Linked DNA regions of Homo sapiens: all the other regions are linked to region 3. Evidence: chromatin contacts called from ENCODE Hi-C or POLR2A ChIA-PET data. All regions are on one chromosome and are shown on one strand. The core of a region is the stretch at or near the end of the contact, and the rest is flanking DNA. Distances in the headings are between cores, read along the strand shown.

Region 1 (4,283 bases), core at 1,784-4,283, 770 kb after region 3:
TCACTTGGACTGAAGTGCAGTGGTGTGAACACGGCTCACTACAGCCTCAATCTCCTGGACTCAAGAGATCCTCCCACCTCAGCCTCCTGAGTAGCTGGGACCACAGGTGCATGCCACCATGCCTAGAAAATTATTGTTGTTTTTGTAGAGGTGGGAGTCTCACTGTGTTGCCCAGGCTGGTCTCGAGCTCCTGGGCTCAAGCAATCTTCCCACCTCAGCCTCCCAATGTGTTGGGATTACGGGCATGAGCCACTGCGCCCAGTAGAACATCACATTCTTGTATAAGCTCCACCCACAAACCACAATGAGTCATTTTTTTAAGTGGCTTGAGAACCTAAAGACATTTATGAAACAAACTGGGGGCTGAGTCTTCCTAGGTTTTTATAAGCTTTTTCATTAAATAATTTACAGTTGCTTTACTTGTACCTAACTTGGCAGCATTTTTTTTTTTTTAAGAGATGGAGTCTTGCTTTGTTGCTCAGGCTGGAGTTGCAGTGGTGAGATCTCAGCTCACTGCAACCTCCACCCCCTGGGTTCAATCGATTCTCCTGCCTTAGCCTCCAGAGTAGCTGGGACTACAGGCATACACCACCATGCCCGGTTAACTTTTGTATTTTTAGTGGAGACGGTGTTTCACCATGTTGGCCAGACTGGTCTTGAACTCCTGACCTGAAGTGATCTGCCCACCTCGGCTTCCCAAAGTGCAGAATTACAGGTGTGAGCCACCACGCCTGGCATGTTTTTCTTTTAACAACTCCCTTTTAGTCTTTCCAAAGCAAGCAATCTGGTTTGTGTATAAACAACTGTCTTGCATTAATTTCATTAGTTTGATAGTAAATTAAACAAGAACTTCTGGCATAAACAGGTTTGGATCAAACAGCTACCTTTCAGGAAGTAAACAGCTTGAGAGATGGAAGTGGAATTGCTTAGTCATAATAGTAGCCTGCTAGCCCCAGCAGTGGGCTTCACAGATGAAAAGGAAAGTGTCTTTCAAGTTGGTGGACCGAGTTAAGTGAGATGGTTTCAGAGAGTTTTGTTGCAGTATTACTGATAGAATTTCAGCCTACATTTTCATTTCACTTTCTGACATGAGTTCCCATTTTGCTCACTCTGGAGTACACCCTGGTATACCGCTCTCCATGCTTATACAATTCAGGGCATTCAAACTCACGTGTGTCCTGATGGGTTCTGAGGGATGGGAAGGCATTAACAGGTAGAGAACAGGAAGGATGGGAGAGAGATTTTTTGGGGGGCGGCAGCAGGGGCCACAGTACCAAGTTTGGATTTAATTCTAAAGGCACTGGGAAGCCATTGGATGGTTTTGATTATTGTAGTGACAGAGAAGGCAGCAAGAGTTAGGAGACGTCACCCAGGCAAGAGATCTTGATGGTTTGGACCAACAAGAATGGGGAGAAGTGAGGATTCCGGGAGATTAAAGCAGCTCCTGTTTTTTCTCCTTCCTGCTGCCAGGTTGTCCTCACATGGGTGATTGACAGGGCATTGGAGGTACCTGTTGATAACTAACTTGCAGTTTGTGTTCAGGGAGCACTGACTCCGTTTGGCCACAATGCAGGTTGGATTTGGGGTTTAAGGCTGGGCTCCAGTCAGCCCTCGGGAGCCCCTGGGCAGGAAAACATGGACAGGCCTACGGGTTCTTCTGCCATTTCACTGGCCACTCCTCCGTGTCCTTTGCTGGTTGCTTCTCATTGTCGTGACTGCTAAAGGGATGAGTGTCCCAGTCTCTTTGTGAGCTCATCCAGTCTCCATTCAAACACTGATGACTCCCGAATTTCTCTCTCCAGGCTATGACATCAATATCTATCTACATTGTTTAGTCAACATCCGAAACAGAAGTAGGGACTCCGTCTCTAACCTCCTACAGCTGTGTCTATTTCTCCTCTCTACCTTCACTCGACTCCGCCCACACTGGCTCCCTTTTATTCCTTCTACTTTCAGGATTTGTCTTTGCTGTTCTGTCCTCTTTGCACACTTTTCCAGCCATCTGGAATGGCAGGTTGCTCACAGGTCGTTTTCTTGACTTCCCTTGCTTGCTAACTTTACCTCGCTATGGTCATATCCCATCGCCCTGTGGATGTGCGCTAGTTAACACTTAGCACAGCCTGTGATTATGTCTCTCCCCAGTGGACCGTGGGGCCTGTGAGGGACGTGGTCTGATTCGGTCGTCGCCGAGCACAGAACTGGACAGGGTACTCATAACAGATTTTTGTTGTTGTTTTTAAAGAAAAGCTAACATTTGAGTAGTGACTGCGCCAAGCAGTCAAGCACAGCCCCTCGGGCTCGATCCCCATAACCACTCTAGGGTTAGGTATTACCCACGTTTAAGGAACAAAAATCGAGGGAAAAATCTTATACAACTACTAGTAAGTAGTCATTCCATTTTAGCAGAGCGAATGAGCGAATCCACGGAAGGCCGGGGAGCGACGTGAGTGGCGAGAAGCTTGGAGTCGCCAGGGACGGCGGGCGGAGCCTGGGCGCCGGGGCTAATGGGCGGAGCCTCCAGGGACAGCTGGCCCCGCCCAGGCCGCGCGGGGCCCGCTGGGAGTTGGAGTCCCTTGCCCACCTCGCCACGTCACCGACTGCAAACCTTCAGCTGTCTCAGGCTCGGGTGCAATCCGTACCCTCAGTGGGTTCCCTTTCAGTGGGTTCCTTTGTCCCCAGGCCCATTATTCCGTCCTCCCCTCTTCCCTGATGTATTTTGGCGCGGTCTCCTGGCTCTGCGGGCCCAGGGCTCCGGATGAGGTCTCCCGCCGTCCCGACCCCCGCAAGGGGCCAGCTTGGTGTCGCCTTCGTTCTTCTGCCACCCCATTCGGTAGGGGCTCCCGTTCCCGCCACGCCCCCTGAAGTTGTGGCTCGCGCGTCTTCCCAGGACTCCCCCGCGCCGGAGAGGCCCGCAGGACCGCCGAGCCCACACTCCGCTCCCGCCCGGGCCCCGCTCCCCCGCGCCGCCTTGGTACGCTCCGGCCACGCCCCCTCGGACGCGCTTGGTACGCGCCGGGCTCCCCCGCTCGCCTCAGTGGTTCGGCCGCGGCGACCCCACTCCGGCGGCGCGTCCCCCGAGCTTGGTACGGCTCAGCCCGTCTCCCCCGAAGCCGCGCGCCCGCGCCCGCGCCCCTCAGTCGGTGGAGCCCGCAGCCCCCCTTGTGGCCCGCGGCAGCTCCCCGCCCGCTCGGCCCGCGCCCGCCATGGTCCGTCCGCGCCGTGCCCCGTACCGCTCCGGCGCCGGGGGCCCCCTCGGGGGTCGCGGCCGCCCTCCGCGGCCCCTCGTGGTGCGCGCCGTCCGCTCGCGCTCCTGGCCTGCCAGCCCCCGAGGCCCGCAGCCTCCGCGGATCCGGGCCCGCTCGGCCCCTCCCATGGTGAGCCCCCCGCCCTTTTTCCAGAGCCTTCCACGGCCCCGCCCCCCCAGCCCCTATCCCGGGCTCACGCCTTTGTCCGCAGCCCCCGCCGCTCCGGGGTGTCCCCTGTGGCCCGAAGGGTGGTCCCGCCCGGGGCCGGGTTCCCCCGTGGAGCACCCGGTGGTTCGCGCCGCGCTCTCCCCTTTGTTGCGCGTTCGGGCCGGGGTGGGGGGTTGGGGGACGGGGGCGGGGCGGGCTCATATTACTGCTGACTCCGCGGCCCGATTTAAACGCGGGCTGGGGGCGGCAGACAGGCAGCCGGCACGCTCGCTTGTTTTTCCTATTGGAGAGTTGCTCGCTCTCCGGGCAGGAAACCTGGAAATGGGGGCGGTTTTGGGGGACAGCGGCGAGGGAGGGGCCCGCGCTTTGTACCAGCGCCCCCAGATGTCGCACCCGTGGGCGTTCTCCCCTGGCGGCCGCTCCGTGCCCGTGGAGTGCGCACCTAGAATACGCGCCCGCGCCCACATGTGGGATGCTTTGATGGACTGCCGTGAGCCCAGACCTTAAACGTAAACATTCAGCTTCGCAGGTACTTTGGGCTGCACACGCTTCTCCGGACCCAAAAGATGCACATGCTTTTCAGAAACCGTAAGGTTTACCTGGGGCTGTAAAACCGCACATCGCGACTTTGCACCGTGCACACGCTTGCCCCGATGTGAGATTTCCCCTGGGTTCGCGCTCGGGTCCGCTTCTTAAATACACTGCCTCAGCGGTGTGGATGGCACAGAGCTGTGGCAGCCCTACTGAAACCTTAAACAGGCTTCCTGGGGTCATAAACATGGATACCGAGACTTAGATCACCTCCCACAACTTAAACGTACCCCTTCACTCCACTGCCTTCGCCCCTTCCTGCAGCATTCGCATCTAGTT
Region 2 (4,585 bases), core at 1-2,500, 790 kb after region 3:
CCCACACCCCAAGATGTGAGGAACCTGAGCATGAACGCGGTAGCCATGGGGTGAGCGCCTGGGGCCACGCTCAGCTGCCCCGAGACCTCCCAACCTCGCCCGGGGTCCAGGGAGGACCCACTGGTCTAGGAAGAAAACAGGAAATCCCGCCCAGACGGAGGCCAGGACCGGAAGTCCCGCCTTTGGACGGGTGAGGGGCGCCCCGAGGCCCCCCAAACCATCCCCCGACCCCGTGGACGTGGTCCACGGCCCAGGTAGAGATCCCAGGCGCTCTGGAACCGCAAGGTGAGACTGTCTACGATTTGCCTCAGGTCTGACAGGACGATTCCCACGGGCGACCCCCTTCCAGCGCTCAGCAAAGGATCGCTGGCAGACCTCTGCCCTCTGATCTGTGCAGGCCATACCCCTCCCGTGAGCCGCTCGCCCTCCCAGCGCCCCGCTGCCTCAGGACGGCCAAATCCTCCCCACACCGCGGTTAACAACGCCGCCTCCACTCACGTGCCCGTAGCCAGCATGGCCGGCCCGGCGCCGTCACCGCCCTCAAAAGACATGGCGGCGCCTTGCGTCACGTCCGCGCAGTTGCCCCGCCTCCTCTCCGCACACTCCGCCTCCCTTATCGGGGCCGCCCGAGATCAAGATGGCGGCCACAGGGGCTTCATCCGAACCAGTTGACAAGGGTGACGACAGCTTGCCCCTAAGAAAAATGGCCCCGCCTAGAGCATTTCCATTTGCCCCCAACAATAATGGCCGTCCTCATATGCTCAATCATGACCACAGTAAACGAAGGCAAGCGACCTGACGTCCCTGACCCACAATAAACTTCTTCGACAAAAGTAGAGGAAATCGGTGCTCGTTAACAACATGGCAGCCAACCGGGCTTAATCAGCCCATAGTGTATATTGGCTCTCCCTCCCTCCAACCTGCTCCCATTCGGCACGAAGGCTGGCAAAGATCCAACACGGCAGCATTTCTTGCTTCGGTTTGCCAGGCTTCAAAATGGCGGCTCAGCCCGCTTTCTCGCGACGGTGACTCAGAAATTCGTCCGGGGCCGCTTCGTTTCTGGGGGCACTGACGGCTTCATCCCGTTATCCTGAGTCCCTCAGTGCCTCTTGTGGTGTACAGCTCCTCTCACCTCCTCTTCTCTTATCCGTTCGGCTCTTCCAGCTGTCGCGCCCCGCAGAGAGATGGGACAGCCCCGTATTAACATGGCCTTAGCTGACCGGCTTAGGCCATGCCCTCGAGCAAAATGGTACCTCCTTGGCTTCAATTCCAGTATACAATATGGAGAAGGAAGTGGGCGTTTCAAGGCGTGCTTGCCCCAGGTGGTGCAGCTCTCAGACCCTCCCACTTGTTTACTTCGTGGCGAGAGGGCGAACACTGCGCCTGCGCACTCTCCGTAGCCGGATCCACCTTCAGCGTCTGCGCCACGTGACTCCGATCCACCCTCGAGGTTCCAGTGGAATAACCCCCTTCTGAAAAATGGTTTCACCCGCTCCTTCTCTAGAACGGGTCGGGCCGCTACCACTGTCCGGCCCGGAGGGGAACTGTTTTCTCCGGAAGTGACAACACGCTGACTAGGAAAAGGAGGAGGCGGGGCAGTGGGGCCTTCGGCGGCGACTATGGAAGGAGCCGGCTACAGGGTAAGCACTGAGGACGCATTCCCTCGCTTCAGTGTATGCGAAACGCCCCGTCTAGTGATCAGCTCTTCTCTCAGGCCTTGGCTCTCGAGAATCCGGCACGGCCTTGGCAAACACCGATCTCTTATAAACGCGCCGTCACCCTCCCGTCCACCGCCCCAGGGAAGAACCTCCCATGGCCCCGCCCCCCCGGCTCAGGCGACTCCTTGAGCCCTGCCCCCTGTGGAACGCACGTCAGCATCCGAACGCGGGCTGGACCATTCTCCCCGCCTTGGTCCCGGGGCAATGGCCCTCCCGGCCCCGCCCCCTGAGGGTGGCTCCTCCCTGGGCCCGTCCCTATTGGCTCCCCAGGCTGGTCCCCTCGCTTGGGCCCCAGCCCTCGCTGGTTCCCCCCAACTCAGGTGGTGTTTGAGAAGGGCGGAGTGTACCTGCACACCAGCGCTAAGAAGTATCAGGACCGAGACTCTCTCATCGCTGGTGTCATCCGTGTCGTGGAAAAGGTGCGCTGGGAGGGAGCAGGGCTCGGACCCGCTCCGAGCGGGATGCAGGCGGTCTGGGATGCAGGCGGCAGCTGTAGGAGTTTGGTCTGGCGGTCAGCAGTGGGACCTGAAGAAGGCTGGGTGTGGGAACTGGAATGAGGGGCGGGACTTTGAAAGGCTGAGGGTAGAAACTGGGAAAGTTTGGAAATTTGCAACGGAAAGTTTTGGGAATGTGGTTTGGGGAGCGCCTCTAACCCCGCCTCCCTCCTTACCCTAGGACAATGACGTCCTCCTGCACTGGGCTCCTGTAGAGGAGGCTGGAGATTCCACCCAAATCCTCTTCTCCAAGAAGGTAGGCTCCACCCGCTTTGCCCTTCTCCACTCGCTTTTTTTCTAGGTCCGTGCTGTTGTAAGTCATTTGAGGGACCTGCGTACAATCCCAGACCTACTCGTGGGGCATGTGTGACCCTGTTTAGGCTTGGGTACTCTGCCTCTCCTTTTGCTCCTCTCTGTGAAATGGGCAGAGGATGCCCATTCAAGGAAAAAGAGCAGGGAGCATAAGACGCACGGTCGTGGGGACGGCTGACCCCTCTCTCCCTTTGCTTCTTGGGAGATCCCTGCCAGGGTGCAAGATGTGGATTCGAGTTGCTTGAAGGGAAATGGCATTTCCTCTGGTGCCAGAGGACAGGGCCTGACAGCCTACTCACCCACTTCGTCACTGCTCCCGGCTTTCCCTTCGTTATGTCTCCTGGGACTTCCCATGGCTGGACCCCGTCCTGGGCAATTCTGAGACCCAGAGATAAGTCAGATCCAGACCCACCTAAGCCCTGACCCTTACTCACTTTTTGAGAAACTGATAGATGAGGTCGAAAACGCTAGGAAGTGTTGGAACTTTTTGCACCCAGACAGTCTGATTCCAGATCCCCAACGCTTCCTGGGAGAGCAGACATTTGAGCTGGGACTCCCAGGATATGAAAGGACAAGAAGGTATTTCAGGGACAGCAGAACAACCTTCAAGGCACACGGAGAAGTTGGATGCCTCTGTAGGGGGGTTCTTTAGTGGGGAATGAGACCTCCATTGGAGCTGATGAGTTCCACCCAGGGGCCGGAAGTCAGTCGGCACCCACAGAGCTAGTGACGAGACACTGGAAGGCTGAGCTGACCACCTGCGCTGCCCCAGGGCAGGAGGATGAAGATGAAGATGAAGATGACTCTCCACCTTGCTCCACAGCCAAACACAGCCAAGGCACCAGGAAGTTGCGTTACATCACTTCCGCTTTCCAGGTTGGCCTGCATCTGGTTGGTAGAATTTGTCCTGTGTCCTGGATTCCAGCTGCAAAGAAACCTGGGAAATGTAGTGTGTTTTTTTTGTTGTTGTTATTGTTTTTTTTTTTTTTTTTTGACAGTCTCACTGTCTCAAAAGAGTGCAAAGTGGTATCTTATTGTGGTTTTGGTTTGTATTTACCTGGTGAGTACAACAGTGTCCATTGAGCACTCCGCAGCCTGACTGCAGAGCCACCTGCTGTGTAGCATGGACCTCCCCATGCAGTGGGAGACATGGGGTCAAGTCCTGGCTCGCTCTCTGGCTGCATTGGGTGACCCTGAGCAAGTGCTGTACTTTCTTTTTTCTTTTTTTTTTTTTTTTTTTAATGAGACAGAATTTGCTCTTGTTGCCCAGGCTGGAGTGCAATGGCGCCATCTCAGCTCACTGCAACCTCCGCCTCCCAGGTTCAAGCGATTTTCCTTTCTCACCCTCCCGAGTAGCTGGGATTACAGGCATGCGCCACCATGCCTGGCTAATTTTTTTGTATTTTTTTAGTAGAAACGAGGTTTCTCCATATTGGTCAGGCTGGTCTCGAACTCCCGACCTCAGGTGATCCGCCCGCCTCAGCCTCCCAAAGTGCTGGGATTACAGGCGTGAGCCACCGCACCCGGCCTGCTGTACCTTCTTTGTGCCTCAGTTTCCCTCTTTATTCAATGGGGCTATCTTCCAGGGTAGCCTCGAGGCTAAGATCTGAATCCATGGCCCCTTACTGTCTGCTCCTTTCCTCTCCTAAGGACTCCAGTGGGGGTGACTCATGTGCTTCTGAGGAGGAACCAACCTTTGACCCCGGCTATGAACCTGACTGGGCTGTCATCAGCACTGTGCGGCCACAGCTCTGCCACTCAGAGCCCACGAGAGGTAGGCTGAGGTGGCGGCCCTTGAGAAGCACGTGTGGGCCAGGTAGGACACATCTTGCCCTCAGTGGTCACGGTCCCAAGGGCTTTGCTGCCCACAATCAAGAAGGCCACCAGTCACCACCTTCCAGTCCCAGGAGCATGGAAGTGAATGGGAAGACAGGACTGTCCCAGCCCAGGTCAACATGGCCAGTGTCTCTGAGACTGCAGCCTTGCTCATCCTACTGGGCTCCCGGATTGGCTGTGGGTGCTCCCACACCAGGCCTGCCCCTGAGGTTCGAGGCTGGTGGG
Region 3 (4,820 bases), core at 1,401-3,900:
AAAGTTTAATGTCTTCTCTGCTGTGTTTCAGACTTCTGTTAAGCCTATTGTCCCTTTCCTTTGGCAGATTTCTCCCTTTTATTTTATTATTATTATTATTTTATTTTTATTGTTGTTGTTTTGAGACAAAGTCTCGCTCTGTTGCCACGCTGGAGTATAGTGGCACGATCCTGGCTCACCGCAACCTCTGCTTCCTGGGTTCAAGCAATTCTCCTGCCTCAGCCTCCCAAGTAGCTGGGACAACAGGCACGTGCCACCATACCCAGCTAATTTTTGTATTTTTAGTAGAGACAGGGTTTCACCATGTTGGCCAGGATGGTCTCGATCTCTTGACCTCATGATCTGCCTGCCTCAGCCTCCCAAAGTGCCAGGATTACAGGTGTGAGCCACCGTGCCCAGCCATCATTATTATTTTTTGAGATAGAGTCTTGCTCTGTCCAGGCTGGAGTGCAGTTGCACAGTCTCAGCTCACTGCAACCTCCACCTCCCAGATTCAAGCGATTCTCCTGCCTTAGCCTTCAAAGTAGCTGGGATTACAGGTGCATGCCACCATGTCCAGCTAATTTTTGTATTTTTAGTAGAGAAGGGGTTTCGCCATGTTGCCCAGGCTGGTCTTGAACTCCTGATCTCAGGGATCCTCCTACCTTGGCCTCCCAAAGTGCTGGGATTACAGGTGTGAGCCACCACACCCGGCCTATTTTATTTGTTTTTTTGAGACAGATTCTCACTCTGTTGCCCAGGCTGGAGTGCAGTCGTGCAATCTCTGCCTCCCGGGTTCAAGCAATTCTCCTGCCTCAGCTTCCCAGGTAGCTGGAATTACAGGTGCGTGCCACCACTCCCAGCTAATTTTTGTATTTTTAGTAGAGATGGGATTTCACCATGTTGGCCAGGCTGGTCTCGAACTCCTGACCTCAGGTGATCCGCCCACCTCGGCCTCCCAAAGTGCTGGGATTACAGGTGTGAGCCACCACACCCAGCCCTTTTCTTTCTTTTTTTTTTTTTTTTTTTGAGACGGAGTCTCGCTCTGTCGCCCAGGCTGGAGTCTAGTGGCACAATCTTGGCTCACTGCAGCCTCAACTTTCTCGGCTCAAACGATCCTCCCACTTCTTTTTTTTATTTGAGACGGAGTTTTGCTCTTGTCTCCCAGGCTGGAGTGCAATGGTGCCATCTTGGCTCACCACAACCTCTGCCTCCCAGGTTCAAGTGATTCTCCTGCCTCAGCCTCTCAAGTAGCTGGGATTATAGGCATGTGCCACCATGCCCAGCTAATTTTGTATTTTTAGTAGAGACGGGGTTTCTCCATGTTGATCAGTCTGGTCTCGAACTATTGACCTCAGGTGATCTGCCCGCCTTGGCCTCCCAAAGTGCTGGGATTACAGGCGTGAGCACTGCACTCGGCCTTTTTCTTGAAACATAAAATTAGTCATTTTAATTTGCAATAATTTCTGTAGTTATTAAACAGGCTATTGAATCCATCCACAAAACTTAAGATACAATACTTAAGAACAGGGCTCTAAATAACAAGTGCCAGCTCTCTGATCTCATGGCCAACAACCTGAGATTCCTGCCATCTGGTCTCAGTTCAGGACCTTTGCACTTACTGTTAAACACCGCCCCCCCGGCCCCACCCCAGATCTCGCTTCTATCTGTCCTTTATTCAAATGTTACCTCTTCAGAGGGGCCTTCCATTATCACCCTTTCTAAAACAGCCTCGCTCTCACTTCCCATCCCTTTATTCTGCTCCATCGTTCTTCATTATGCTGGCCACTATCTCAAATTATCTTTTATTATTTATTTATTTATTTACTTTTGAGACGGAGTCGCTCTGTCGCCCAGGCTGGAGTGCAATGGCACGACCTCGGCTCACTGCAACCTCCGCCTCCCGAGTTCAAGCGATTCTCCCGCCTCAGCCTCCAGAGTAACCGGGCTTACAGGCGCGCACGGCCACGCCCGGCTAATTTTTGTATTTTTAGTAGAGACGGGCTTTCACCATGTTGGTCAGGTTGGTCTCACACTCCTGACCTCAGGTGATCTGCCCGCCTCAGCCTCCCAAAAGTTCTGGGATTACAGGCGTGATCCACCGCGCCTGGCCTCAAATTATCTTTATTCAGTTAAATGCTTTTATTGTCTCTCCCAGTACAATGTAAGCCCTAGCAGCAGAAGACTTTGCTTTAATCACGTGCTGTACCCCCAAAGCCCAGACAGTGCCTAGCACACACGAGATGCTCGATGAATAGTTATTGATTGAATAGATTAGACATCAACGCAATCAGGCTGTTCACCTAGGGACTCTTTGCTAGGCGGCGGAGAGGTACGTTACAGTTCTCTACGCAAAACGCATGCGCGAAAGATCCGGGAAGTGTGATCGGAAAGGGGCGGAGCATCAGGGAGAGTCTCGCGGACATAGGCGGTTCGGCGCGGAAAGCGGGAGGTGGAGGGGCGGCTTGGGGCAAGCGCGCGCGCGCAGTGCAGAAGCCAGCCCCCCGCGGCTGAGGTACTCAAGGTGCCCAAAGGCGGGGTAGTGACCTCGCGCGTGCGCTGTGCCCGCGGCAGCGCCGGGTCCTAGTGTGTGGGTTGTTGTTGGCACCGCACGGCGCGTGCGCAGTGAGGACGGCGGAGGGATTTGCGGCCGGGACCCACCCCCTGCTCCAGTCGCTATCGGAGGCCGCGCGGGTGGCTGAGCAGCGGCCTGGTGCGCTCGCTTAGCGGGCGACGGAATCAGACGGACGTGGACGCCCCCGGAGTGGAAGCCGAAGCAGGAGTTGTTGTTGCTGAGGGGCTGCCGCAGCCGCCGCGAGCCTCCGGACAGACGCCAGAGCGAGGAGGGCGCTACGCGGTGAGTGAGTGTGACTGAGTGGCCCGACGGGGTGCGGGGCCGCTACCCAGAAGCCCCAGCGGTGGGCCCGGTCCTCTTCCCCGCGGCCAGGCCCCTTTCCCGCGTCCCCGCCACAGGTCCCTTCTGCATCCCTTTCCCGGACCCCGAAATCTCTGGGCACCCACGCCCGCTTCCCACAGCGCCCTCGTGGTTCCCTACCCACAGGCCCTTGCGGTGTGTGGCCTTTTTTCTTTTTCGTTTGTCTATGTTGTCCTGGACCCTTACCCATAATTCCTTTCGCTTTTTGCGGGGTCCAGGTCTGTTACCCACAAGCACTTGGTTTTGGGGCTTCGCTCCTTATGTTTCTCTTTCTTTGCTTGGAAACTTCCGATCCCCAGGACCCTGCAAACTGCATCTCGTAATTTGCCCTCCACGGCACGGGACGAGCAGCCACAGCTGCTCTGGGCCTCCCTCCTCGGGTCCTTGATTTCCCCAGAAATTCCCAGGGAACCTCTCCGCCCCACAGCTCGTGTCAGAGGACTCTGAGACTTCACTCTTCAGGAACCCTTTTCCAGCCGTTATTTTTGTTTTCTTTACCGGCCTTTCACCTCCACCCCCACCAAGACGTACCCTTTTCTCCGCAACACAGGACTGTTCTCTGCCCTTACAGAGCCTGTTTTAATTCCGAGACTTTTCTCCTGTCTTTCTTATTTTGAGAGTCAAGGAGTAACAGGGGCTTTCTCTGTGCAGACCCGATCTAACCTAAGGCTGTCCTGCTTCTGCTCTCAGACTTGGCAAGATGACCCAGTTCCTGCCGCCCAACCTTCTGGCCCTCTTTGCCCCCCGTGACCCTATTCCATACCTGCCACCCCTGGAGAAACTGCCACATGAAAAACACCACAATCAACCTTATTGTGGCATTGCGCCGTACATTCGAGAGTTTGAGGTGAGTTCACTGAGCAGGCCAGGAATGGTTTGGGTTCTGGGGAGCAACGGGTTGGATTTGCGAGTCCAGCTTCTGGCCATTTTGCCAGCTGCGTGATTTAAGCGAGGGGCTTAACCTTTGTGATCCTCAGTTTCTCTGTTTTAAATGGGGTTGGAGCCGGGTGTCGGGTGTGGTCGAGTGCGTCTGTAGTCTCAGCTACTCAGGAGGCTGAGGTGGGAGGATTGCTTGAGCCCAGGAGTCGGAGGCTGGAGTGCTTTGTGATTGTGCCACTATACTCCGGCCTGGGTGACAGAGCAGGACTTCGTCTCTCAAAAAAAAAATTTTTTTTTTAAGTGGGGTTGTGGCCCGGTACGGTGGCTCACGCCTGTAATCCCAGTACTTTGGGAGACCGAGGCAGGCGGATCACTTGAGGTGAGGAGTTGAAGACCAGCCTGGCCAACATGGTGAAACCACGTCTCTGCTAAAAATAACAAAAATTAGCCGGACATGGTGCCTGTAATTCCAGCTACTTGGGAGGCTGAGGCACGGGAATCACTTGAACCCAGGAGGCGGAGGTTGCAATGAGCCGAGATCGCGCCACTGCACTCCATCCTGAGCAACAGAACAAGACTGTCTCAAAAAAAAAAAAAAAAAAAAAGTGGGGTTGATAGTACACCTTTTGTAGAATTTTTGTGAAAATTCAGTGAGTAGTGGTTGAGGATTCATGCCTAACCCACACCATTTATCAGCTCTGACTTTGGGCAAATGTTGTATCCTCTTAATGCATTGGTTTCTTTATCTTTAGCAAGGGGATAGTGGTAGCACCCTTATAATGTTGGTGGAGAATTAAATGGCAAACTGTATGTCAGGGGGCTTGGCACCAAGCAGTCAGCACATGTCAGCCTTTGTTACTCTGTTTACTACTTTTATTGTTAATAAGATGATGTTCATAAAGGCTTAGCACCCAGTATTGAGTATTGGAGGGCTTAAAACTGCAGATGGGGATCTTAGCTCTGCACCTTTGGGATAAATAGGAATGAATGACTTAGGCTCCTGGACCTCTGTGTTTTTATTTGTGAA

Evidence for each region. Hi-C counts contacts between places; a loop is a spot of excess contacts on that map. ChIA-PET counts read pairs that join two places held with the same protein, here RNA polymerase II (POLR2A). Pooled maps may share reads with other maps.
Region 1: a loop to region 3 is called in a pooled map, with 5 times the contacts of the local background. The contact joins the promoter of PTOV1 here to the promoter of SNRNP70 in region 3. A Hi-C loop is called at or near these places in 6 of 50 pooled maps. POLR2A ChIA-PET finds 5 or more read pairs at or near these places in 2 of 52 experiments (GM12878 and activated CD4-positive, alpha-beta T cell).
Region 2: a loop to region 3 is called in a map of B cell, with 23 times the contacts of the local background. The contact joins the promoter of AKT1S1 here to the promoter of SNRNP70 in region 3. A Hi-C loop is called at or near these places in 1 of 168 maps with a recorded cell type or tissue (B cell) and 6 of 50 pooled maps. POLR2A ChIA-PET finds 5 or more read pairs at or near these places in 1 of 52 experiments (GM12878).

The regions. Positions count from the first base shown.
Region 1 is chr19:49,848,126-49,852,408 of GRCh38, forward strand. PTOV1 (PTOV1 extended AT-hook containing adaptor protein) reads left to right here and starts at 3,034. Exons shown (of 12, transcript NM_001394010.1): 1 at 3,034-3,374. The coding sequence starts at 3,204. PTOV1-AS1 (PTOV1 antisense RNA 1) reads right to left here and starts at 3,551. Exons shown (of 4, transcript NR_040037.1): 1 at 3,443-3,551. RefSeq lists enhancers at 852-931, 2,733-2,842 and silencers at 2,423-2,502, 2,943-3,232.
Region 2 is chr19:49,876,105-49,880,689 of GRCh38, forward strand. It overlaps AKT1S1 (AKT1 substrate 1), which reads right to left and starts at 1,251. Exons shown (of 5, transcript NM_001098633.4): 1 at 1,133-1,251. TBC1D17 (TBC1 domain family member 17) reads left to right here and starts at 1,598. Exons shown (of 17, transcript NM_024682.3): 1 at 1,598-1,640; 2 at 2,039-2,137; 3 at 2,394-2,468; 4 at 4,175-4,298. The coding sequence starts at 1,620. RefSeq lists enhancers at 1-831, 415-1,054, 1,235-1,574, 1,792-2,751 and a silencer at 1,795-2,084.
Region 3 is chr19:49,082,801-49,087,620 of GRCh38, forward strand. It overlaps SNRNP70 (small nuclear ribonucleoprotein U1 subunit 70), which reads left to right and starts at 2,651. Exons shown (of 10, transcript NM_003089.6): 1 at 2,651-2,836; 2 at 3,605-3,761. The coding sequence starts at 3,615. RefSeq lists enhancers at 2,327-2,396, 2,747-2,836.